Regions from separate parts of the Homo sapiens genome. Here region 2 is linked to region 1. Evidence: read pairs that join two places in POLR2A ChIA-PET (ENCODE). Cell type or tissue: HepG2. All regions are shown on one strand. Each heading gives the region's core, and the rest is flanking DNA. Links, peaks and the distances in the headings are about the cores only. Region 1 overlaps BAIAP2L2 (BAR/IMD domain containing adaptor protein 2 like 2). Region 2 has its middle 17 kb from the start of MIR4534.

What was found. Peaks named below come from ENCODE experiments on the same cell type or tissue, not always from the same donor. Only the 100,000 strongest peaks of a DNase experiment are listed, where the experiment ranks them.
Region 2: POLR2A ChIA-PET joins it to region 1 with 7 read pairs; 2 of 35 experiments call an interaction of 5 or more read pairs at or near these places.

What each region holds. Positions count from the first base shown.
Region 1 is chr22:38,086,917-38,094,916 of GRCh38, forward strand. It overlaps BAIAP2L2 (BAR/IMD domain containing adaptor protein 2 like 2), which reads right to left. Exons shown (of 14, transcript NM_025045.6): 8 at 2,606-2,758; 9 at 2,180-2,315; 10 at 1,832-2,048; 11 at 208-348. Among named protein-coding and RNA genes, the nearest start is that of SLC16A8, 6.7 kb to the left of the region's middle. In HepG2, for the core only: no CTCF peak of the experiment used is centred there; no DNase peak of the experiment used is centred there.
Region 2 is chr22:37,996,885-38,013,935 of GRCh38, forward strand. It overlaps a transcript of POLR2F not described here. Among named protein-coding and RNA genes, the nearest start is that of MIR4534, 17 kb to the left of the region's middle. RefSeq lists enhancers at 1-303, 1,454-2,308 and a silencer at 1,698-1,992. In HepG2, for the core only: no CTCF peak of the experiment used is centred there; DNase peaks (open chromatin) are centred at 11,427 and 15,857; H3K4me3 peaks cover 589 bases.

The DNA of each region.
Region 1 (8,000 bases), core at 1-8,000:
ATGCAGGAGGCAGAGGTTGCAGTGAGCCAAGATGGCGCCACTGCACTCCAGCCTGGGTGACAGGGTGAGACTCTGTCTCAAAAAAAAAAAAACAAAACAAAACAAAAAAACAAAAAAACAAGCCTGCACCTTGCAGATCCTCTCCGCTGGGCAGTGACACCCTTGCCGGCGTCCTCACCCCCGCCCCACCCCTGATGACTCAGGTACCTGGAAGGCAGCTCGTTCCCGGGGTTCATGGGTGTCATGGGGGACATGGAGGTCATGGAGGTCATGGGGGTCACGGGGGTCATGGGATTCACGGGCCCCTCCTCCAGAGCCTTCACGTACGCCTCGGGGAACCAACCGCTCCTGTGGGGTAGAGGCAGAGGACAATGACCAAAAGAAGCCAGGCCTGGGGACAATGACCAAAAGAAGACATCCTCCCCTCAGGGTCACTGGAAGCTACTTCACCTCGAATTGACAGACTACAATCAATTCCGTATGTTTACTTCTGTTTTCACCTGCAAGTGCCTACTGATAATAACACACGCTATCCTTTTCCCTAACAGGCTATGTGAGTCAAGGATGGAACGATGGTCCCAGAACATCCCAGGAGGGTGTGACAGCCTCCATCTAGAAGGTTCTATCCTCAGGTCCCCAAGGCATCTGCAGCACACCGTCCTCTGCTGTGGGTCTGTGAAGCAGCCACTCCAGCAGCAGGTGTCCCTATCGTTGGCGTTCTCAGTCATCTCTCTCCCCACTGACCCCCTTCCGTTCCTGTCCCTGTGGTCACCCGCCCAGCTATGGACCTTCGCGCCTAACTATGAGTCCCTCCATACATCACCTATCCCCCACTCACCTGTCTATACTCCATCCCCCGTGTAGCCACGAATCCATCCAGCACCCCCTCACCACTCACACCTCTCCAATCACCCATCAGTGTCTGTCCACCACATCTGCGCATCCTCCCATGTCCCTAACCACCCAGTCAGTGACCCCCCCCCCGCCATTTAAGGCCATCCACTTGCACACACAGACCTCCACCTACCCAGACGCACATCCCCTGGTCCACCCATTCGCCTGTCCACCATCCATTAAGCACAGGACCACTCATCCATCCGTGGGCTGGTGTGGGCAGCCACCACCCGCTCTGCCCATGCACGCATTCATCCTGCGCTGCTTCTCTCCTGCAGCAGGAGTGGGCACCGTACACTACCCTGCCCATGAAGCCCCGAGGGGGCACTGCCTGGCTCCAGCCAGCCCCATCTGCCCCGTTTTCCCCTGCAGGACAGTGGTGCCTGTCCATTCCCTCTGCTAGCTGCCAGCCCTGCTGTCCTCCGCACTTTCTGGCAACCTCACTGTATGAAACTCCCCAAATCCTCCTCCACGTCAAGTGTCAAAACAGCCCAGTTTAAGTGCTTTCAGGATTTCCACGGAGCCTGACCGCAAAGAGGTGAGCACATTTAAGCCCCTACTCCCAGCCCAGCCCCCTGCATCAGAGTTCCAGGGCTGACTCTGCAGAGGGGAAGCAGCCTCCTCCCAGAGGCAGGCACACAGTAGGTGCTCAAGCAATAGGATTTCTGCCATTTCCACACTTTTGGAAGAACCTGCCCATCCCCCATCCTCTGCCCGCTCTCAAGGACCGTCATCCTGAACTTGGTAAGGCGGCTCTTCCTACTCCCACTGAATGAATGAGGAAACTGAGGCAGGGTGCGGGGGTCGGGAGGAGAGGAGCATTGTCCGAGGCCCCCGGGGGAGGCCAGGGAAACCTCAGTCCGGCAGGTCCCCGGGTTCCCGGCCCCCAGGGCCTTCTTCTCAACCCACCCCCGGCCCCTCCAAGGCTCCCACTCACGCGGACGAGCCCTCCAGCTTGCCGTAGAGCCAGCCGTTCTGGGCCTCGGGCACCAACACCTCCACCACGTCCCCAGCGGAGAAGCGCAGCAGCGTGTGGTTGGCGCCCTCCGAGTGGGAGACCAGGGCGCGGACTCTCCTGGCGCCCCCGCCGCCGCCCGGGCGCTCGCCAAAGGAGTTGGAGCGCGAGCTTTGGGCGCTGCCGCTGTAGAGCGAGGCTGTGGGCGGGAGAGCGCGGCGGCACGTGGGCAGGAAGTTCTTCCTGGCGTCTGCCCTCGATCCCTCCTGCTGCAGCCCCACCCCCGCGCCTCTCCCGGCCCTCCTGCCGCCCCGGGGCGGGGGCACTCACAGGCCGACGGCGTGCGGGGCAGGGAGCGACGGTCTGGCTCTAGCTGGGACGCGGGCCTCGCGTCGGGCTCGGTGCCGTAGGAGCCGGAGCCGTGCCGGCTGCGGGGGGAGCTGAACTCTCCCAGGGGCCTCGGGGGCTGCGGGGGAGATGGGCAGGGGAGGGTGGGGCGGGGGGGGGGGGGGGCGGGGCCGCGCCCTAGTCCAGCCCCCACCCCCAGTCCCAGGCGTCGGCGTAGGGGTTCTGGGGGCGGAGACCGGGCCACCACGGGGGCGCGGAGAACGCGCCGGGGCGGAAGGGCAGGCCGGGGGATGCAGCGTAGAGCGGGAGCCTGGGGGGCAGGAGGCTCCAGGCTGGGGGCCTGAGGCCCCGGGCCCCCGCGGGGGGCGGCGGGGGCGCGAACGGCGGCGGGGGCGCCCAGGGCCTCACCATGTCCAGGCAGGTGGGCGTCAGGCGGCCCGAGGGGTAGGGCGGCCCCAGCGCGGGGCCCAGCAGGCCGGGGGAGTGGGCGCGCGACGGGCTGCGGCTGGCCTCAGACTGCTCCTTCCACAGCAGCACGCGGTTCTGGAGCATCCCCCGGGCCTGGCCGGGCGGGGACACGGGGGTCAGCCAGGTCCGGGCGGCTCCCTGAATCCTGGGGACCCAAAATGACACCCTCGACCTGAGAGCTCAGGCCCTACCAGCTCGGGACGACCGGATTTTCTAGCTGGAAGGAGCCAGAAGCCAGCTCACCGTCCAACCCGCACCCTCTACTTTTGGCAAAGGCACCTCCATTTTCCACGAAGAGCTTCCTCTGACCCCCCGCTTCCCGCGTCAATGTGTGTGCTTTGAGCGGGGCTGTCCTCACCGCCCAGCTTCAGGGGTAGGGGTGGCACCCAGGCCTGGCCACTCAATCACCCCATCCTCCTTCCTGCAGCGATAGGCTCAGGAATGGCGCTTAGATAGAAACTACGACCAAAGAACCCAGTCCCATTACTTACTTACCCAGTAACACTATGGAAAATGCATTTTTTTTTTTTTTTTTTTTTTTTTTTTTTAGACGGAGTCTGGCTCTGTCGCCCAGGCTGGAGTGCAATGGCGCGATCTCGGCTCACTGCAAGCTCCGCCTCCCGGGTTCATGCCATTCTCCTTCCTCAGCCTCCCGAGTAGCTGGGATTACAGGCGCCTGCCACCATGCCCAGCTAATTTTTGTATTTTTAGTAGAGACGGGGTTTCACCATGTTGGCCAGGCTGGTCTCAAACTCCTGACCTCAGGTGATCTGCCTGCCCTCGGACTCCCAAAGTGCTGGGATTACAGGCGTGAGCCACCGAGCCTGGCCTAAAACTTCTTTCAATGGCACTGACCTTTCTGTGTTGTCACTCAGTCATAATAAAATCCCAGGTACAATCAGAATGCTGCATTCTCCAGCCATAAAGATCGCTCCCTCTTTTCAAACATCCCTGTCCCTCAAGGCCTAGCTCAAGACGGTCACCTTAAGAAAAGCTCCCTTTGTCGAGCAGTGACTCCATACCAGGCCCTGCTTTAAACGCTTTATCTGCATTATCTTACTTGATTCTCGCAATAGCCCTGGGTGGTAGGTGCAATTATTATCTCCAGTTTATAAAAGAAGATACTGAGGGTCAGAGAAGTTAAGTGACTGGCTCAAGGTGTCACATTCAGTAAGCGTTGAAGGGGTCTGTGTTGGTCTGTCCTTGAAGATGCCCCCTACGACTACACTTTCAATGATTTCTGCCTTGAACCTGGCCCCATGACTAAAAACCTCACGTCAAACTCAGGCAGCAATAACGGGAAGGCTTGGTGCCTCCCATCACTGGAGCAACTAGTCTAGCTGGTCACTAAGTGGACAGCCCCTCTGTTTCCCTGCAGTAACTAATTAGCAGAATAGCACAAAGATAAAACCCGAAGGCCTTTGTGCAGAAGTTTCAGAGACATAAGCAAAGTGAGAGCATTAGGTTCTGCATATCTTTCTTGTTGTTGTTGTTGAGACAGAGTCTCGCTCTGTTGCCCAGGCTGGAGTGCAGTGGCACGATCTTGGCTCACTGCAACCTCCGCCTCCCGGCTTCAAGTGATTATTCTGCCTCAGCTTCCCAAGTAACTGGGACTACAGGCGTGCGCCACCACTCCTGGCTAATTTTTGTATTTTTAGTAGAGACAGGGTTTCACCATATAGGCCAGGCTGGTCTCAAAGTCCTCAACTCGTGATCCACCCGCCTTAGCCTCACAAAGTGCTGGGATTACAGGTGTGAGCCACTGCACCCAGTCACATGTCGTATTTTAAAAGGGATTTAAAAGTATCATTGGATTGTTTGTAACACGAAGGATAAATGCTTGAGGGGATGGATACCCATTCTCCAGCATGTCATGATTACACATTGCATGCCTGTATCAAAACACCTCATGTACCCCATAAATATATACACCTACTATGTACCACAAAAATTAAAATAAATGGTGGGTGAGAAGAAACACTGCATACGGTTTCAAAACCATCAGAGAGGCCATGGGAAAAATTTTAAAAATATATTTACGAAGTGAAACAGCCATTCTAAGTATGACACCAAACCCATAAACTTGAAAAGACCGATACATTTTACTAAATAAAAATAATGTTTTTGTATAGCAAAACCAATCATAACACAGGCAAATGATAATGGCAAACTGGCTATTGTATTTGCAACTCATCACCAAGAAAAAGCTGGTTTCAGTAACATATCAAGAGCTCCTACAAATTAATAAGTGGATGAAAAGATACTGGCATGTCACAGCACAGAAAATCCAATGGCTTTGAAACATGAAAAGATGTCAAGCTCGCGTTTAAGACAAGTATGAGGTAAAGCCACACCGAGATACCATTTTTACCTTTCTAATTAGCCAAGATCAGAAAGTTTGCTCATACACTGTTGTCAAGGGGTGCAGAAGCACAGAAACTCATACATCACTGATGGAAGTGTAAACTGGTGCAACCAATGACTATATTCTTGGGCTTACCAATTCCACTTCTAGGAATTTATCCTGGAGATACATTTGCACAGCTGCAGTAAACGAGAGAAGCTAAGGATGAGGTGGGAAGGCACGTTACTGACTAGACTTGGACTAAGCAAAGACTAATTAGCGAAGATGAATAAGAAAGACAATTTACCGTGCCCGGGCACCTAGAGTTCTTTAAATCTTATTCTAAGGCTGCCTTCTTTTTTTGAGAGAGAGAGCGAGCCTTGCTCTGTTGCCCAGGCTGGAGTGCAGTGGCGCAATCTCGGCTCACTGCAACCTCTGCCTCCCGGGTTCAAGCCATCCTCGTGCCTCAGCCTCCCGAGTAGCTGTGATTACAGTCATCCGCCACCATTCCTGACTAATTTTTGTATTTTTAGTAGAGACGGGGTTTCACCATGTTGGCCAGGCTGGTCTTGAACTCCTGATCTCAGGTGATCCACCCACCTCGACCTCCCAAAGTGCTGGGATTACAGACATGAGCCACCACGCCCACCCCAAATGTGCCTTCTACTTATAAATAGAACAAGAAGTAAATATATATGCTTAGCTATCTTAGGAGTTAGATCTTGGATGTTTTAAAGTCCAGCTGGGTCAGACAACATGTTACTTGCTCCCTATGTGATATGGTTTGGATATTTGTCCTCTCTAAATTTCATCTTGAAATCTGACCCCCCAGTGTTGGAGGTGGGATCTAGTGGGAGGTGATGGGGGCAGCTCCCTCATAAATGGCTTGGTGCTGTACCCCACGGTAATGAGTGGTATGAGTTCATGCAAGATCTCCTTGTTTAAAAGATTGCAGTGGCCGGGCGCGGTGGCTCACACCTTAATTCCAGCACTTTGGGAGGCCGAGGTGGGTGGGTGGATCACCTGAGGTCAGGAGTTCAAGACCAGCCTGGCCAACATGGTGAAACCCCGTCTCTACTAAAAATACAAAAATTAACGGGCATGGTGGTGCATGCCTGTAATCCCAGCTACTCAGGAGGCTGAGGCAGGAGAATCGCTTGAACCCAGGAGGTGGAGGTTGCAGTGAGCTGAGATCATGCCACTGCACTCCAGCCTGAGCAACAAGAGCAGAACTCCATCTTAAAATAAAAAGAAAAAAGAAAGAGTGTGGCACCCCACCGGCTCCCTCTCTGGCCATGTGATATGAACTTCCCCTTTGCCTTCTGCCATGATTGTAAGCTTCTAGAGGCTTCGCCAGGAGCAGATGCGGGCAATGCACTTCTTGTACAGCCTGCAGAACTGAGAGCCAAATAAACATCTTTTAAAATAAATTACCCAGCCTCAGGTATTCCTTTATAGCAATGCACAACGGACTAACACACCATGCATAGGGGAAAATCTGCCTGTTCAACCCACAGCTCCCTCCTGAGGGACCCTCACCCACGAGGAGGCAGTCAAGGAGGGGGTCAGCTCTTCTCTTAATGTTGATGGTTAACTATTTACAGGCAAAAAGGAGTTTAACACAGGTGAAAAAGAGTTTCCTTCCAAAGAAGATCTATAAATAGCTAAGAAGCACAGGAAAACATGTTTAACATCACTAGCCATCTGGGAACCGGAAATCAATATTGCAATCAGATATCGCTTCACACCTGCTAGGATGGCTATTATCAAAAAGACAGTAACAAATAGTAGCGAGGACGTGAAACAACTGGAACCCTCATAAACTGCTGATGGACACGGAAACACTCCGGAAAACGGTCTGGAAGTTCCACAAACAGTTAAACATAGAGTTACCATATGGCCCCACAATTCTACTCTTATATACCCAAGAGAGATGAAAACATATGTCCACATGAAGACTCGTACATGGATGCTCAGCGCAGCAGTGGTCATGACAGCCAAAGAGTGGAAACAACCAGGCGTCCATCAGCTAACATCTGAGTAAATACATCGAGTAAACGAGTAAATACAATGTGGTGTATCCAAGCAATGGAATATTATCCAGCAGTGAAAAGGAAGCCAGTCGCAAAAGAGCACACACATTGTATGATTCTGTTTATATGAAATGTCCAGAATGGGCAAATGTATTGAGACAGAAAGTAGATTCCTGGTGGCCTGGGGCTGGGGGAGTGGGAGGATTGGGAATGACAGCTAAGGGGTACCGGTTTGTATTTTTTTTTTGAGACGGAATTTCGCTCTTGTCCAGGCCGGAGTGCAGTGGTGCAATCTTGGCTCACTGCAACCTCCACCTCCTGGGTTCAAGCAGTTCTCCTGTCTCAGCCTCCTGTGTAGCTGGGATTACAGGCATGTACAACCACGCTTGGCTAACTTTTGTATTTTTAGTAGAGACGGGTTTTCACCATGTTGGCCAGGGTGGCCTCGAACTCCTGTCCTCAGGTGATCCACCCGCCTCGGCCTCCCACAGTGCTGGGATTACAGGTGTGAGCCACCGCGCCTGGCCGAGGTACTGGGTTACTGTGGTGGAGGGTATTGAAAATATTTTAAGCTTGATAGTGGTGATGGATGCATGACTCTGTGAATATACTACAAACCAGAAAGTGTACACTGTAAATGGGTGAATCGTATGTGAATTATATCTCAATAAAACTGTTTTTCAAAAAAGGAAGTTGTTTCTCCCTGGCAGACCTTTTGTGGGATAGCAGGGGACGAGAAGGCTGAGCCTGGGGCCGGGTGAGGCGGTGACAGTGGGCAGATGAGAGCCTGAGCCGAAATCTGGGTCTTTGGATCCAGTCATGTATCCCTGGGCCCGTGGGTTCAGATCCAGAGACTCGGGGAGGGCGTGGGAGGCGTGGGAGGCGTGGGAGGGATAAGAACCCCAAGCCAGGACCGGGCGTGGTGGCTCATGCCTGTAATGCCAGCACTTTGGGAGGC
Region 2 (17,051 bases), core at 8,280-16,279, 82 kb before region 1:
GCGATTACGACGCACCTGGTGGAGGCACTACTGCCATAGATGGTCTAAGGGCCTCTCCCCAGCCTTGAAACTCCCACCCCTAGGGCAGGCCACCCCACTCCTGTGTCCTACTCGGGAAGGCAAGGGCTGCAGTGGCTGGCTGCATCCTCTGGGGTGCCAGCTGGGACACAGGTGGCAGGCCAGCTGGGACACAGGTGGCAGGCCGTAGGGAGCAGGGTGCTGCCTGGGGAGGGTGTGTGCTGTGGACCTGCCAGGAACAAACACAGAGGGGCCTGGGAGGGCCCTGAGCTTCCCAGCCGGAGTCTCCCCTCCATCCCCTCCTCTGAAGGCCTCTTCCCCCTGACCTTTCTCCCTTCTTTTCCACTTCGGCCTCCACCTTGTTTCTTTCTCTGTCCATTGCTCCCTCCTTCTCCTCTTTCTGTCCCCAGCCTCCTCTCTCTGGGAAGCTTTTTAATTTTGACCCCACATCCCACAGTTGGTCGCTCCTGCCTCTTGGTGTCCTTCTTGTCCTGGCCCTCCTGCCCTGGCTCCCTGTCTCTCTCCAGCCCTGTCTCTGTCTCTCCCTGTTTTTCTCTCCCTGATGCGTTCTCTCTGTCCCTCCCTCCATGAATTTCTCTGTCTCTGTCCTGTGCCACCTCTCATCTGCCCTGCCTCTGTAAATGTGGGGAGGACCCTGGGAAAATGACAGAGATGGGGAGAGCTGACAAGTTAGAGAAGCCAAGGCTTGTGGCAACCTGCAGTCTTCCCCACCTGGCTCCAGCCTACCTTCCCCAGGACACCCGGCTCTGTCCCCTGCATGCCCTGGGTCACCCTGCCCCTCCCTCGTGCCTGTGCCCAGCTCCGCATCTCCCTCTTCCCATTTCCAGCTTCCCTGAGACTGCCCCGGGGCCCTTTCTCTGGCTGTCCCAGGGACCTCACCTCCTGTGAGCCCACAGCTCACCGTCTGTCGAGGGGGGACAGGCAGGAGGTAAGGATGCGTCCGAGCCTCCCTAGGACACGACCCTCACAGAGTCATGGACCGCAGGATTTGTACCATCTCCTGGCGCGAGAGCCAGGGTTGCCCAGATTGATGGAAGAGCAGGTGTTTGTGTCCCCTTCCGGTGAGAGCTTTCCAGCGCCCAGAGAGCCAAGACGGCTTGTGGAATTGGGGAAGAGGCAGGGAGAGGGTGGGAAGTGGGAGTGGAGGGGTATGTTCTTCCCCTCCCGGGGCCTCAGTTTCTCCTCACAAGCTCTTCCCTCTCTCTCATTGTCTAAGCCTTTCCTTCCCGCCTCTGGTCGATTGGGGGTGGGGCAGGGGCAGGGAATGAGGGGATGTTGGGCTTTTACTCAACGGAGCAATTTATCCTGTGATCAAAAGAGGCCATGGCCGCCTCATCTCTCCTCAGAGACCTGCCCTGACAGGTGGTGTCCTGCCTCCAGTCCGTGTTAACTCCCTCAAGGCCAGGGCCGGGCCGAGGGTCTGAGCCTTCCACCTGCCCCTTGAAGGGGCCTCCCTGGGGTCCAGAGACATCAGGCTGGCCCTGGGGAGGCTGTGGACCCTGGGCCTCACACTTACATCTGGACAGGCCTTCTGACTTCCAGGGCCTGGTGAGAACCTCAGGTGAGGAGTTGCTGTCAGGCTCCCTGGGCAGGTTGGGGTGGTCCTGCTGTCCCACCCTGGGGACTTTATTCCAGGGGCTGTGGGCTGGAAGGAGCCCCTGTTCCTTCCAGACTCCCTCTCTGCACCCTCCCTACTGCTGGCCCTGTGGCCCTGGGCGTGGGATGTGCAGAGGACCGGCCAGGAGAAGGGTTAAGTCAGGGACTCTTGGGATGGCTTTGGCCACGGCCATTCCTCCGAGAGAAGAGAACAAGGGGCCCATTCTGTGTGTGGGAATTAATAGCAAAGAGTCATCTGGGGTGTCACTCAAGCACTGATCGACTCCCAGAGGAATGTGAGAGGGAGAGAGAGAGGGAGAGGAGAGGAGAGGAGAGGAGAGGAGAGGTGTGGTGGGGGCTGAGACGGAGATGTCAAAGGCAGGGCATTAGGGTCTGGCTGGTACAGGAGCCCGCCCTGGTAGGAGGACCCGCCGCCCCAAGATGGGTCCTGCTTTTCACCACAGATGCGCCCCCGTCCCTACACAAGATGAAGACCCCCTCCTGTCATTCCCTCACCCAGGGCCTCCCCCTTCTGTCTTCCCTCATTCCCAGACGGCCGTACCCTCTACCCCGAGGTGGGCCTGCTGGGCAGCTGGCCCTGAGTTCCTGGGCTCTCCCAGTCTGCCCCCATCTTTGCTGAGAGATCCAGGTGCTCCTTGTGGGAAATGCCCTGGGGATGGTGCTGTGGAGTGCCAGCCTGGGGTCCTGAGTTGTACCCTCTGTCCCAGGATCCAGGAGCCCCACTTGCCTGGCTCCAGGCCCAGTTCAGACACATTTCTACCGGGTGGCTGCAGGCACCTTTGGCCGCCTGCGTGTGGGGATGCTGGAGCTTGTCGGCCATCACAGGGGGCTCAGCCTTCCTCGTCAGCTCAGGCCCCTGTGGCAGCCTCAGCCTGGCCTGTGGTCACTGAGGACCAGCAGGTCTCCTGACATCCGAATGTCATACCCTAAGGAAGGCCTTGGCGAGGCTCCAGGAGGCCTAGGAGGGTGTGGTGCTCTCCTGCTCCAGTTGTGGGGCTGAGTCAGAATCCTCCCAGGTCATCTGCACCTGGGCGTCCTGACACCCCTTCCCCTCCCCAGGGCCTCAGGCTGGCCACCGAGCCGAAATGAGCCTAGACTCTGTGGGACGCAGAGGCAGTGGGGTGCGGAGGATGAGGGCTTTGGGGCAGTCAGAGCAGGGTGCCCCACTCCTTGGCCCTGTGACCTGGGCAGAGCTCCTTTGTCTCTCTGAGCCCCGGGGTTTCCTCTTGAAAATGGGTCATGTCATAACTGGCAGGTTCAGAGGTAAGAGAAGGTAACAGGTGTCAAGTGCCCGACACAATAGCCAACCACTGTGTGTTGTTATTTTTATTGTGATGATTATTGTTATTGGAGGGCTGGGCAGCCTCCACTACCCTTGGGCTGGAAGGCACACTGTGCACACCATTTGACTGCCTGGATCTGCACCTGGCAGCCTGTGCCCGCTAGGCGAATCGCAGGGATCCCAGCACTGTTCCTCCTCAGCTGTGGTTTTGGCGAGGGTGAGCTTATTGGCCCCCAGACCTCCTGTGTGCCAGCGTCATTTCCATATCTGGTGACTCATCCTGCTGGTCCTGCCGGAACATGATGCCTCCCCTGACGGCATGGTGCAGGCACAGTGTGTGCAGCCACTGGCCTCGGTTCCTCCCCTGGGAGTTGGCCACCTGCGCCCCCACGGTAGACTCTGGCATGCTAAAGCCTGAAGGGAGCTTAGCGGTTGTCCAGCCGGACCTTCTTATTGTACTGACAGGGAGCTGAGGTCTAGAAAAGAGAGGGCCTTTCTGGGGCACTGTGGAGTAAACAGAGTTGGCAGGCTCTTCTACATTGGGCTAGGAGTCTGGACTCCTGGGTTCTTGCCCAAACTTGGATGCTAGGGGCCAAGTGGGCTGGGAAAATTCCTTACTTATAGCTGGGGTGGGGAGAGGACACACGGAGAAAGAAGGTGGAGCCTTTTGCAAACTAAAGTGCTTTCCAAATATGGGGGGTTATCAGGAGGGTGGCTTTGGGCCCCTCGAGATGGTGCTGACCCTGTGTTCCTCTGCAGTCTGTGCAGGGCACTAGGGTGGTTGGTGTCACCAGCCCAGGGGCTGCTGGACACAGGCCCCACCCAGAGGAATAAGCCAACACCATTGAGGAGGGGCAGCCCAGGGCTCCCTGCCTGGCTTTGGAGGTGTAAGGTGTTTGAAATAACATTCTCCAACATGCTCAAAGTGAAACCAGCTTCCTTTGGGAACATATGGAGACCACAGGCACTTCACAGGGGCTGATGAGGACCCACCAACTCTGCTGTGGGCTCTGTCCCTGCCCTCGGAGCTCATAGCCTGGTGACCTTGGCATTCATTATTTTCATTCCAGTTCTCAGCACAGCGCTTGGCACATAGTAGGAACTCAGGAAGTGTTTATGGGATGGAATGGGGTGATGATGTTGAGGCAAGATGAAGGGTATGAACGGAGATGACATCTGCGTCTTGCCTGGAAGCAGAGGGTAGGAAAAGGAGCAAGTAAGGAGTGGCGGCTGGCATGGGTGCAGCACCACTGAGAGGAGGGGTTGAGAGAGGTTAGAGAAGGACTAGAGTCAACACTCCTGAGAGCCCTTCTTTGCCCTGTGGCCTCTTACTTGCAAGCTAGTTCCCCTCTCTCAGCCTCAGTTTCCTAATCTGTAAAACAGGGATAATAGAATTTATTCATGAGTTGTTGCAAGGCTCAAGAACGGTAACACATGGGCCATGGCAGGCTCTCGACCGTGCCTGCTGGACACCCAGTGTGTTGTGAACAGAGATCTTTAGAGAGAACAGATAAAAATTACAGAAGTATCTTATAGAGACACAGTTGACAGATACAGAAATAATGTGAGTTGCATCATATTAGATTCAGAGAGATTAAAGATAGATTTTTAGGGGAATTTACGAATTTATTCATTTTGGGGACACAGAGAGCGATGAGCACTGGGATGGAGACAGTGAATGCCTGACATTGGAGGCTCCTGGACTATAGAGTTGCTTTGTTTGTTTTTTGGATGGAGTCTCATTCTGTTGCCCAGGCTGGAGTGCTATGGTATAATGTCGGCTCACTGCAACCTCTGCCTCCCAGGTTCAAGCGATTCTCCTGCCTCAGCCTCCTGAGTAGCTGGGATTACAGGCATGTACCACTATGCCTGACTAATTTTTGTATTTTTAGTAGAGATGGGGTTTCACCATGTTGGCCAGGCTGGTCTCCATCTCCTGACCTCAAGTGATCTGCCCGCTTAGGCCTTTCCAAGTGCTGGGATTACAAGTGTGAGCCACCTTGCCTGGCCAAGTGGTTTTTTTTGGATGGAGTCTCACTCTGGTGCCCAGACTGGAGTGCAGTGGCATGATCTTGGCTCACTGCAACCTCTGCCTCCTGGGCTCAAGCAATTCTCCCACTTCCGCCTCCTGAGTAGCTGGGATTACAGGCACCTGCCACCATGCCTGTATTTTGTAAAAATACGAAAATACAAATTTTTGTATTTTTAGTAGAGACCAGGTTTCACCATGTTGGTCAGGCTGGTCCCAAACTCCTGACCTCGGGTGATCCATCCACCTCAGCCTCTCAAAGTGCTAGGATTACATGCGCGAGCCAGCACACCTGGCCTTTTTTTTTTTTTTAATTTATTTTTTTCCCCAAACTTGGACAAAGCATATCACTTCTAGACTTTTTATTGGGCCACAAAAGTGCTTAAGAACTAAAGAAGAAAACTCCAGCTCCAAAGTATACAAAAATAGCAACAGAGAAATTATTCAAAATTTTAAATGAAAAATAAAAAAGACTCTTTAAAACTTGTTTATAGCCAACCAGTTCTATGTAGCATGTGACGTGGGTACATTTCAACATGCTTGATGCAATGTGGGGTCAGTGGGACCCACAAGAGTCTTATAAAGTGTCCAGGGCACTGCAACCTCCGCCTCCCAGGCTCAAGCAATTCTCCCACCTCAGCCTCCTGAGTAGCTGGGATTACAGGCACCTGCCACCATGCCCGGCTAATTTTTGTATTTCTAGTAGAGACTGGGTTTCACCATGTTGGCTGGGGCCATGGGGCTGGGGTTGCTCAGCAAAGTCAGCTGTGTCTGGGGGCAACGGAGAAGGGCTTCCCGGTGGAGGTGATGTTTGGGTGCAACCTTACAGAGAGAGAAGGGATTGAATAGAGGGGAAAATGGCCTGATGGTGACTTTTGAGTCTTTTTTTTTTGAGACGGAGTCTTGCTCTATCGCCCAGGCTGGAGTGCAGTGGCGCCATCTCAGCTCACTGCAAGCTCCGCCTCCTGGGTTCACGCCATTCTCCTGCCTCAGCCTCCCGAGTAGCTGGGATTACAGGCACCTGCCACCAGGCCCAGCTAAGTTTTTATATTTTTAGTAGAGACGGGGTTTCACCGTGTTAGCCAGAATGGTCTCGATCTCCTGACCTCGTGATCTGCTTGCCTCGGCCTCTCAAAGTGCTAGGATTACAGGCGTGACCCACCGCGCCCGGCCAACTTTTGAGTCTTGACGTAAAGGGAGATGTGTGAGCAAAGGTTCAGAGAAGGGAAAGCACATGGAAAATTAGGGAGAAAGGCGAGATACTTGGCATGCAAGATACTTTGGAATTAGGATGTGGAGAACAGGGGAGGGGTTAGGGTAACTCTAGAAAGTTTGGTAGAGGCTTATGTACCAGGCTTGGACTTTATCCTAAGGACAGTCAGGAACCATGAGCGAGACAGAGTCTTGCTCTGTTGCCCAGGCTGGAGTGCAGTGGCGTGATCTCGGCTCACCACAACCTCCGCCTCCCGGGTTCGAGCGATTCTCCCGCCTCAGCCTCCTGAGTAGCTGGAATTACAGGTGCGTGTCGCCACACCTGGCTAACTTAGGTATTTTCAGTAAGGATGGGGTTTCACCAAGTTGGCCAGGCTGGTCTTGAACGCCTGACCTCAAGTGATCCGCCCACCTCGGCCTCCCAAAGTGCTGGGATTACAGGAGTGAGCCACTGCACCCGGCTGGGAGATAGTTTAAGAAGGGTGAGGAGAGTGGTGGTGACACAGTCAGCCTATTTTTTTTTTTTTCTTTTTGAGACGGAGTCTCACTCTTGTCACCACTGGAGTGCAGTGGTATGATCCCGGCTTACTGCAACCTTTGCATCTCAGGTTCAAGCGATTCTCACACCTCAGCCTCCCAAGTAGCTGGGATTACTGGTGCGCGCCACCATGCCCAGCTAATTTTTGTATTTTTATTAGAGATAGGGTTTCACCATGTTGGCCAGGCTGGTCTCGAACCCCTGACCTCAGGTGATTCACCTGCCTCAGCCTCCCAAAGTGCTGGGATTACAGGCGTGAGCCACTGTGCCCAGAACAGTCAGCCTTTTTTCCCCAAGTTCACTCTCAAAGCATTGTGGCAGCTGCGTGGTTGATGGGGAAGGGAGGGAGGTGCTGGAGAGTGGAGGCCGGAGACCCACTAGGAGATTAGGATACTGTTTTGTTTTTTAGATGGGGTGTCGCTGTGTTGCCCAGGCTGGAGTGCAGTGGCGTGACATAGCTCGTTGCAGCCTCAAGCTCCTCAGCTAAAAAAATCCTCCTGCCTCAGTCTCCAGAGTAGCTTGGACTACAGGAATGCACCTCTGTGTCTGGCTAATTTTTATTCTTTTGTAGAGATGTGGGGGGGGTCTCACTATATTGCTCAGGCTGGTCTAGAACTCCTGGCCTCAAGTGACCCTCCCACCTCCCTGAGATCCTGATGGCATAAGCCACCACACCTGGCCAGGGGCTGGAGTGTTAACACCGGTGAAAAATGATGACAACCTGTATTAGGATGGGTCGTAGGGAGGGAAGAAGAGGAGAGATTTGAGAACAAGTCAGGCAGTGGCTGGAGTGAAGGACATTGGAAATAGGTGGTAATAACACCCTTGCCACTTCCTGAGCGCTCACTGTGGGCCAGGTGCTTTCTACCTATAAGACATGCATATCTACTCGCTGAGTTCTCATGACTGCCAGAATGGAGCAAGAGATGGCAGGCAGTCCTGATTTAACTGGAATCTGAAGAATCCATACATGCCCTGAAGTTAAAAACCACTGGCTAACTTGATTACCTCTGTAAGAAAACAATAAATAAATAAAACCCAGTGTCAAAAACCACATGATAGGCTGGCCGCATTGGTTCATGCCTGTAATCCTAATACTTTGGGGGGCCAAGTCGGGCAGATCACTTGAGGCCAGGAGCTCGACACCAGTCTGGCCAACATGGTGAAACCCCATCTCTACTAAAAATACAAAATTAGCCTGGTGTTGTGGCGCACACCTGTAATCCCAGCTACTTGGGAGGCTGAGGCAGGAGAATCACTTGAACCTGGGTGGTAGAGGTTGCGGTGAGCTGAAATTGGGCCATTGCACTCTAGCCTGGGCAAAAAGAGTGAAACTCCGTCTCAAAAAACAAAACAAAACAAAACTATGTGATACATATTTGTTGCTGGCAAATTAGAAAATATAGAAAAACAAGAAGAAAGGCCAGGAGCCATTGGTTTTTAACTGCAGGGCATGTATGGATTCTGCAGATTGTAGTTAAATCAGGCCTGCCTGCCATCTCTTGCTCCATACTGACAGTTATGAGAACTCAGCGAGTAGATATGCATGTCTTTTAGGTAGAAAGCACCTGGCCCACAGTGAGCACTCAGGAAGTGGTAGGGGTGTTATTACCACCTATTTCCAACGTCCTTCACTCCAGCCTCCCGAGTAGCTGGGACTACAGGTGTGTAACACCATGCCCAGCCAATTTTTGTTTTGTTTTAGTAGAGTCAGGGTTTCAGCATATTGGTCAGGCTGATGTCAAATTCCTGGCCTCAAGTGATCTGCCCACCTCAGCCTCCCAAAGGGTGGGATTACAGGCATGTGAGCCACCTCGAATGCCAGATTTAAGAGTTGGGAGTCCTAATGGGGAACCACAAAGGATTTCAGCTCAGGGGTGATGGAACCCTATAGACCTTTAGCAAGCTCATCCTGGCCAGGTGGAGGAAAGACTGATAGCAGGAGAGCTGGTACTGGCCTGGGGGCCAGAGAGGAGAGCTCCCACCAGCAAAACATTACGATGGAAGGCAGTTGGTGATAGATCGGGTGTGCAGGAGCCAGGGTGAGGGATTGTCAGGCAAAATAGGAATGGAGGGGCGATGTAATCACCTAAAATGACAAGACCCAGAGCAGTACCCTCTGAGCGAGGTCTGCAGAGTGGGACCTCCTTGCGCTGTTTGTCACTGATCCTCAGCAAGGTCAGAGATGAGTACAGAACTTAGACAAGTATAGTCTAGAAACTCCTGTAACAATTTGATGTGGCTGCAATTTCCAAGACTGTGAATCATTTTTAGTAATTGTTTTTTATTGTATGTTACAGAAGTATTGGTCTGCAAAGAATTGGTTTTTAAAAACCTTGGGCCAGATGTGGTGGCTCACGCTTGTAATCCCAACATTTTGGGAGGCCGAGGCAGGAGGACCACTTGAGGCCAGGAGTTCAAGACCAGCCTGGGCAACCTAGTGAGACACCATCTCTATTGAAAAAAAATATTAGCCAAGTGTGGTGGCCCATGCCTGTTGTCCTAGCTATTTGGGAGGATTGCTTGAACCCAGGAGGTAGAGGCTGCAGTGAGCCATGATGGTACCACTACATTCGAGACTGGGCAAGAGAGTGAGACCCCATCTCTAAAAAAATTAAAAAAAAAATGGTTTGCTCTTCACTCCATTGAGCTGCAAAAACGCTGGTCTAGATGGAATTTGGGACATATGGAGGGCAGCGAACCAGTGAGCGAGGCAGTGAGCAGGCATGTGGGTGGCTATGCACACACCCCAGGGACCTGGGATTATTTCTGGAGTCAGAGTGATCATTAGGAGCTGACCACAGCCACCCAGCCCATAGCAAGGGCCACCCTCCAGCCGCTCACTCAGCAAATATTTAGCAGGCACATACTGTGTGCCAGGCCAGGCGCCGAGGCACATGTTGGGAAGACAGAGGAGACGAGGCAGGTTCATCCCTTACTCTTGGAGCTGATACCTGCTCGCACTAGTCCCCAAGGGTCATTCCAGAAGGGAAATTTCAATGTGGCTCTGGGGAGGAGCGGGCAAGGGGAGCAAGGAGCAGCTTTTCCATCCTACCTGGTCCATTGCTCCCACAGACCCCCCAGGAAGGGCCTGGCTTGGGGAGGCAGCAACGGGGGAAGGACAGGGAACAGAACTTGGGTCAGCAACCATGGCCCCAGCTCTGTCACCTCTGTTTATGCCATTGTCCTGGGGAGCCTGTCGTCTCCGAGCTCCAGCTTCCACATCTGCATGGTGGGGATCCTGGGGTCCTCCTGCCTCACCCAACAGAGGTCTGGATTAGAAGGAGCTTGGGAGAGGACAGTGGGCTGACTTGTGATCACAGTCCAAGTTTCCAGAGTGCACCCTGCATCTGTCTTCTTGTAGAGCTTCTGGAAGCCACAGGCGCACACATCTGAAAGGAACTTGAAATTTACTGGTATGGGTACTCCATTTTACAGGGAATTGAGCTGAGAGGCCTGGAGGGAGACAGATGTGGCTAAGGTTGCCTGTGGTGAGCTGCAGAGTGGGAACATGAACCTAGACCCCCAACTGGACATCTGGCACCCTGAAAGCCTGAGGGAAGGGCCCTCCCAGAGTGCCGTGAAAATCTGGATGAGAGAGACCATGTCTCCGGCAGGCCCCCAGCCCCTTCTTCACTAGGTCTCCTGATAGCAGCCACCCAGGACTGCCCAGGGTGGTGGGAACCTTTCAAGAAGGCAGAGGGAGAGTGGGCTCAGCCATAGGGCAGACCCTGAGGGGCTCACAGGGCATGAGGTGGCCCAGGCAGGCAGCAGTAGGGTGGCTGGCAGACAGAAGGGGGACTTAGCAGCAGAGACCCATGTCAGGGGGCAAGGTTCCAGACATGTGAGGGATGTGGCTAAGGTTGACCTGGAAAAAGGAATGCTGGGAGCCTGGGAGGTGGAAGGACACTGGAGGAGCTGGCGGTGGACAGAGCGGGGCCGCCCCCATGCCTCCAAGACCCGCTTTCACGTCTGCAAAATGAGATGGAAAGCCATGCCTCCCAGGGCTTCTGGTGGCTGGCAGGTGACAGAGAGGGCACCGCGGGCCTCCAGTTCTTCCCGAGTCCCCCAGGGCCTTGCCTGGGCCCATCAGCAGCAGCAGGCCTTCCGCAAAGACTTGCTGAATTAACAAATGCCTGAGGGAGGGAGAGGGGAACTCACACTAGTTGTGGTCATGGTAGATTTCTGTCCTGAAGAATGGGGAATTACAGCGTTGCTGGGCTCCCTGTGATGGGGCAGCAGGACTGAGGCCTGCGCGAGTGAGTATAGACGCTGTGGTCTGTGTGCAGCCCACTTGCCTTCAGAGCTCTGCCACGGCAGGCCCCCTTTAGCTCCTCTGTTGCTTTACAATAAACTCGCTGGGTGTGGTGGCTCACGCCTATAATCCTAGCACTTTGGGAGGCTGAGGCAGGTGGATCACCTGAGGTCAGGAGTTTGAGACCAGCCTGGCCAACATGGTGAAATCCCGTCTCTACTAAAAATACAAAAGTTAGCCGGGCGTGGTGGCACCTGCCTCTAATCCCAGCTACTCAGGAGACTGAGGCAGGAGAATCACTTGAACCCAGGAGGCAGAGGTTGCAGTGAGCAGAGATTGCACCACTGCACTCCAAACTGGGTGACAGAGAGAGTCTGTCTCAAAACAAAACAAAAAATTAAACATTAAAAAAGGCAGGCGCTGTGGCTCATGCCTGTAATCCCACCACTTTGAGAGCCCCAGGTGGGCGGATCATCTGAGGTCAAGAGTTCAAGACCAGGCTGGTCAACATGGTAAGACCCGGTCTCTACTACAAAAAATTAGCTGGGCGTGGTGGTGCACGCCTATAATCCCAGCTACTAGGGAGGCGGAGGCAGGAGAATCGCTTGAACCTGGGAGGTGGAGGTTGCAGTGAGCCGAGATCATGCCACTGCACTCCAGCCTAGGTGACAGAGAGAGACTCTGTCTCAAAAAAAAAAACCAACAAACAACAACAACAACAAAACATTAAAAAAGCCAGGCGCGGTGGCTCAGGCCTGTACTCCCAGCACTTTGGGAGGCCGAGGCGGGTGGGTCACCTGAGGTCAGGAGTTCGAGACCAGGCTGGCCACATGGCGAGATCCCGTCTCTTCTACAAAAAATTAGCCAGGCTTGCGCCTGTAATCCCAGCTACTAGGGAGGTTGAGGTGGGAGAATCGCTTGAACCCAGGAGGCAGAGGTTGCAGTGAGCCGAGATTGCACCACTGCACTCCAGCCTGGGTGACAGAGTGAGATGCTGTCTCAAAAAAAAAAAAAAAGAAAGAAAAGAAAAAAAGCAGTGCATTAATTTTACATAGTATGATATGTGGGCAAGTGGAGCAGGGAAAGGGGTGTCAGGAGTAGAGGGGACAGTGATGGAGGGGCAGGCCCCTCTGAGAAGGTGGCATATGCATGAAGACCTGAAGTTGCACAGGCAGTTGGACATTTGGGTATCTGGGGAAGAACATTCCAGACAGAAGGAACAACCGTGCAGAGGCTCCAGGTGGGAGCGTGGCCGGAGCGTTCTGAGGACAGCCAGGAGGCCAGTGCAGCTGGGACAGAATGAGCGAGGGGGACAGAGAGGAAGAGATTCGAGGGACCACCAGATGGTCCCTGTGGCGACATGGGCTCGTACTCCAAGGGCAGTGGGGCTGCGAGGGTTTCAGCAGAGCAGAGATGTGCCCTGATCTCTGTGTTCACAGGATTGCTGTCTACTCTGTTGAGAATGGCCTGAGGGGGTCAAAGCAGAAGCTGGGAGGCCAGGAAGGAGGCCCCTGAGGTATTTCAGAGGAGAGGCAATGGCGGGGGCCAGGGAGCTGGGGGTGGCCTGGCAGGCCACAGTGGCAGTGGTGAGAAGTACACAGTTTCCTGGTTGGGTTTGGTTTTCCTTTTTTAAAATTACGTTTTTGACAGCTTCTCTTAGGTACAGTTGACATACAATAAACTGCACATATTGAAAAGGTGCACTTGGATGAGTTTTGACACATGTATGCATCACACATGAAACTCTATCACCACAATCAAGTAAACAAGTACATCTACCGTCCCCAAACTTTCCTCTTGCCCCTTTGTCATCCCTCCCTTCACCCCACCCTCTCCCTAGGCAACCACGTGCAGTCACTGTAGATTAATCTGTATTTTCTAGAATTTTATCTAAATGGAATCATACAGAAGGTACTCGTTTTTGTGTGTGGTCTGGCTTCTGTCACTCAGCATAATTGTTTTGAGATTTATCCATGTTGTTGTGTGTATCTGTAGTTTATCCTTTTTATTACAGAAGAATATGTCATTGTATGGCTAGACCATAATTTGTTTATCCCTTCACCTGTTGATAGACATTTGGGTTGTTTCCAGATTTGGGCTATTACAAATAAAGCTCCTATGAACATTCATGTACAAGTTGTGTGGACATATGCTTTCATTTCTTGTAGATAAATAGCCATGAGTGGAATGTCTGGGTCATGAGGTATGTATATTTAACTTTTAAAGAAATGATCAAGTCTGGGCGTGGTGGCTTATGCCTGTAATCCCAGCACTTTGAGAGGCTGAGGTGAGAGGATTACTTGGATCCAGAAGTTCAAGGCCAGCCTGGACAACATAGCAAGACTCCATCTCTATTAAAAGTAAAAATATTAACTAGATATTGCAGTGCACACCTGTAGTCCCAGCTACTCGGGAGGCTGAGGTGGGAGGATTGATTGAACGCAGGAGTTTGAGGTTGCAGTGAGCTATGATTGCAGCACTGCACTCCAGCCTGGGCAACTGAGCAAGGCCTTGTCAAAAAAAAAATAAAGGAAAAGAAAGAGAGGAGAGAGAGAGAGACAGAGAGAGAGAGAGAAAGGATCAAACTGTTTTCCAAATTAGCTGTACCATTTCACATTTCCAGCAGCGAGGTTTCAGAGTTCCAGTTCCTTCACCCTGAACAACACCTAGTCTGATCAGTTTTTAAAATTTTAGCCATTCTAATAAATATGTATATGTAATAAATATGTAGTAATAATTCCTTGTGTTTTTTTTTTTTTTTTTTTTTTTTTTTGCTTTGAGAGGGAGTCTTGCTGTGTCACCCAGGCTGGAGTGCAGTGGCGCGATCTCGGCTCACTGCAACCTCCGCCTCCCAGGTTCAAGCAATTCTCCTGCCTCAGCCTCCCAAGCAGCTGGAATTACAGGAGCACCCCACCACGACCAGCTAATTTTTGTATTTTTATTAGAGACGGGGTTTCGCCATGCAGGCCAGGCTGGTCTCGAACTCCTGACTTCAGGTGATCCGCCTGTCTTGGCCTCCCAAAGTGCTGGGATAACAGGCGTGAGCCACTGCACCCAGCCTTAATGGTGTCTTTTGAAGAGCGAAAGTTTTGAATTTTGAGGAAGTATAAGTTATCAATTGTTTTCTTTTATGAGTTGTGCATTTCATGTCGTATCTAGGAAATCTTTGCCTAAGTTCCCAAATTCTATCTCCTATATTTTCTTCTAAAAGTTTTATAGTTTTATATTTAACATTTGGGGCTATGATCTGTTTCTTTCTTTTTGAGACAGGGTCTTGTTTTGTTACTCAGGCTGGAGTGCAGTGGAATGATCACAGCTCACTACAGCCTCCATCTCCCAGGCTCAAGTGATCCTCCCACCTCAGCCTCCCGAGTAGCTGGGACTATAGGCATTCGCACCATGCCTAGCTAATTTTTGTATTTTTTTTTTGTAGAGGCAAGGTTTTGCCATATTGCCCAGGCTGGTCTTGAACTCCTGGGATCAAGTAATCCACCTGCTTTGGCCTCCCAAAGTGCTAGGATTACAGGTGTGAGCCACGGCACCCAGCCTTGTGATCTGTTTCGAATTAATTTTTAAAAATATGTTGTCAGATAAAGGTTATGGTTCTTTTTTTTTTTTTTTACACTTGCTTATTCAATTGTTTGAGTGCTATTTATTGAAAAGACTGTTCTTTCCCTATTGACTTGTCTCTTACACCTTAGTTGAAAATCAATTGACCACATGTGTGGGTCTATTCTTGGGCTTTCTATTTTTCCACTGATGTATGCCTTTATGTCAATGCTACATTGACTTGATTATTATAGGCTTGTAAATCTTGAGATCAAGTAGTACAAGTCCTCCAATTCTGTTCTTCTTTTCAAAATTCCTGTACTAGTCTGGATCCTTTGTGTTTCCATATAAATTTCAAAATCAGCTTGTTAATTTCTTCAAAAAAAGCTTGCTGGCATTTTTTTTTTTCTTTACTGGGATTGAATTAAATCTATAGGACAATGTGGGGAGAATTGATATCTCAGCAATGTTTAGTTTTTTTGATCCATGAATGTGGCATAGCTCTGCATTTAGTTATGTCTTCCTTAATTTCTTTCAGCAACATTTATTTATTTAAAATTTTATTTCTTTTTTCAGCATAATAAAGCACCAAGCAATCAGTAATATTTTATAAGTTTCATGTAGAGGTCTTCACATATTTTGTTAAATTTATCCCTAAGTATTTTATATTTTTATACTTTTTTTTTTTTTTTTTGAGACAGAGTCTTGCTCTGTCGCCTAGGCTGGAGTGCAGTGGCACAATGTTGGCTCACTGCAACCTCCACCTCCTGGGTTCAAGCGATTCTTGTGCCTCAGCCTCCCCAGTAGCTCGTATTACAGATACCCACCACCATGCCCAGCTAATTTTTGTATTTTTAGTAGAGAGAGGGTTTTGCCATATTGGCCAGGCTGGTCTCGAACTCCTGGCCTCAAGTGATCCTCCTGCCTTGGCCTCCCAAAGTGCTGGGTCTACAGGTGTAAGCCACCGCACCTGGCCTGTTTTTACTTTTTAGTTTGAAATAATTTTAGATTTACAGAAGCGTTGCCAAGGCAGTACAAAAAATTCCCGTATATCCTTTACCCAGCTTCCTCTATGTTAAGATTTTACATAACTATGATACACTTACTGAGAAATTAACATTGGTAAAATACTATAACAGAAGTACAGTCTTTATTCAGATTTCCTCAGTTTTCCCATTAATGTCGTTGTTGTTGTTGTTGTCGTTGTTCCAGGATCCAAGCCGGAATCCCACGTTACGTTTACTCACCATATCTCCCAGGTCTCCCCCTAACTGTTGACAGTTTCTCTATTCTCCTTCCTGTGTTTCATGACCTTGACATTTTTGAAGCGTACAAGTCAGGCATTTTGTACCATGTCCCTCAACTTGTTTTTTTCTGGTGTTTTTTCAAATGAGGGTGTGGATTTTGGGGAAGAACACCACAGAGGTGATTGCCCTATCATCACGTCATTGCAGGGCGTACATGATATTGATATGTCTTATTCATGGTGATGTCAGCCAGACCTCTGAGTTAAGATGGTGTCTGCTCCACTGTAAAAACAGCTGTCTTCATATTCTGTCCATCAGAAGTGAGTCACTAAGTCCAGTTCTCACTCAAGGAGATGGAAATGAAGCTGCACCTCCTGCCCCACAGAACTTATTCTAGCACTCCCTCATTGCTTAGTTATGACTTCCTTCCCTTCCTTCCCTTCCTTCCCTTCCTTCCCTTCCTTCCCTTCCTTCCCTTCCTTTCTTTTCTTTCTTCTTTCTTTTTCTTTTTTTCATATAGATTCTCACTGTCGTCCAGGCTGGAGTGCAGTGGCATGATCTTGGTTCACTGCAACCTCTGCCTCCCGGTTTCAAGTGATTCTACTGCCTCAGCTTCCTGAGTAGCTGGGATTACAGGCACATGCCACCATGCCTGGCTAATTTTTGTATTTTTAGTAGAGGCGGGGTTTCATCATGTTGGCCAGGCTGATCTCGAACTCCTGACCTCAGGTGATCCACCCACCTTGGCCTCCCAGAGTGCTGGGATCACAGGCGTGAGCCACTACGCCCGGTCAGTTGTGACTTCTTTCTTAAGCAGAGAGAAATCTTGCTATCATTGTCTATAGCATATTTACCTATCTGTTCAAACTCTGTGTACATGTAAAATGGTCTCAGAATTCCTAACTTATACCCTTGTCAAAAACAAATTTACTAGCTAGCATACAGTGTTTGTGTATAGTTCTTTTTGTCTTTAGCTGTACAGTATCTAGTAAAAACACCATTACACAAAGTTATTTAGGTCACCTCATTCTCTCTCCACATTCTTCTGTTTCATTCTGACATATTTATAATACAAATTTATCCCCAAGTTATCCCTAAAAATTTCATGTTTTGTGATGTGGTTTTAAATATTTTAAAAAGTAATTTCTAGTTGTTTGTTGCTTGCATATAGAAATATAATTGACTTGTGGCCAGGCGCGGTGGCTTACGCCTGTAATCCCAGCACTTTGGGAGGCTGAGGCGGGCGGATCACCTGAGGTTGGGAGTTCAAGACCAGCTTGACC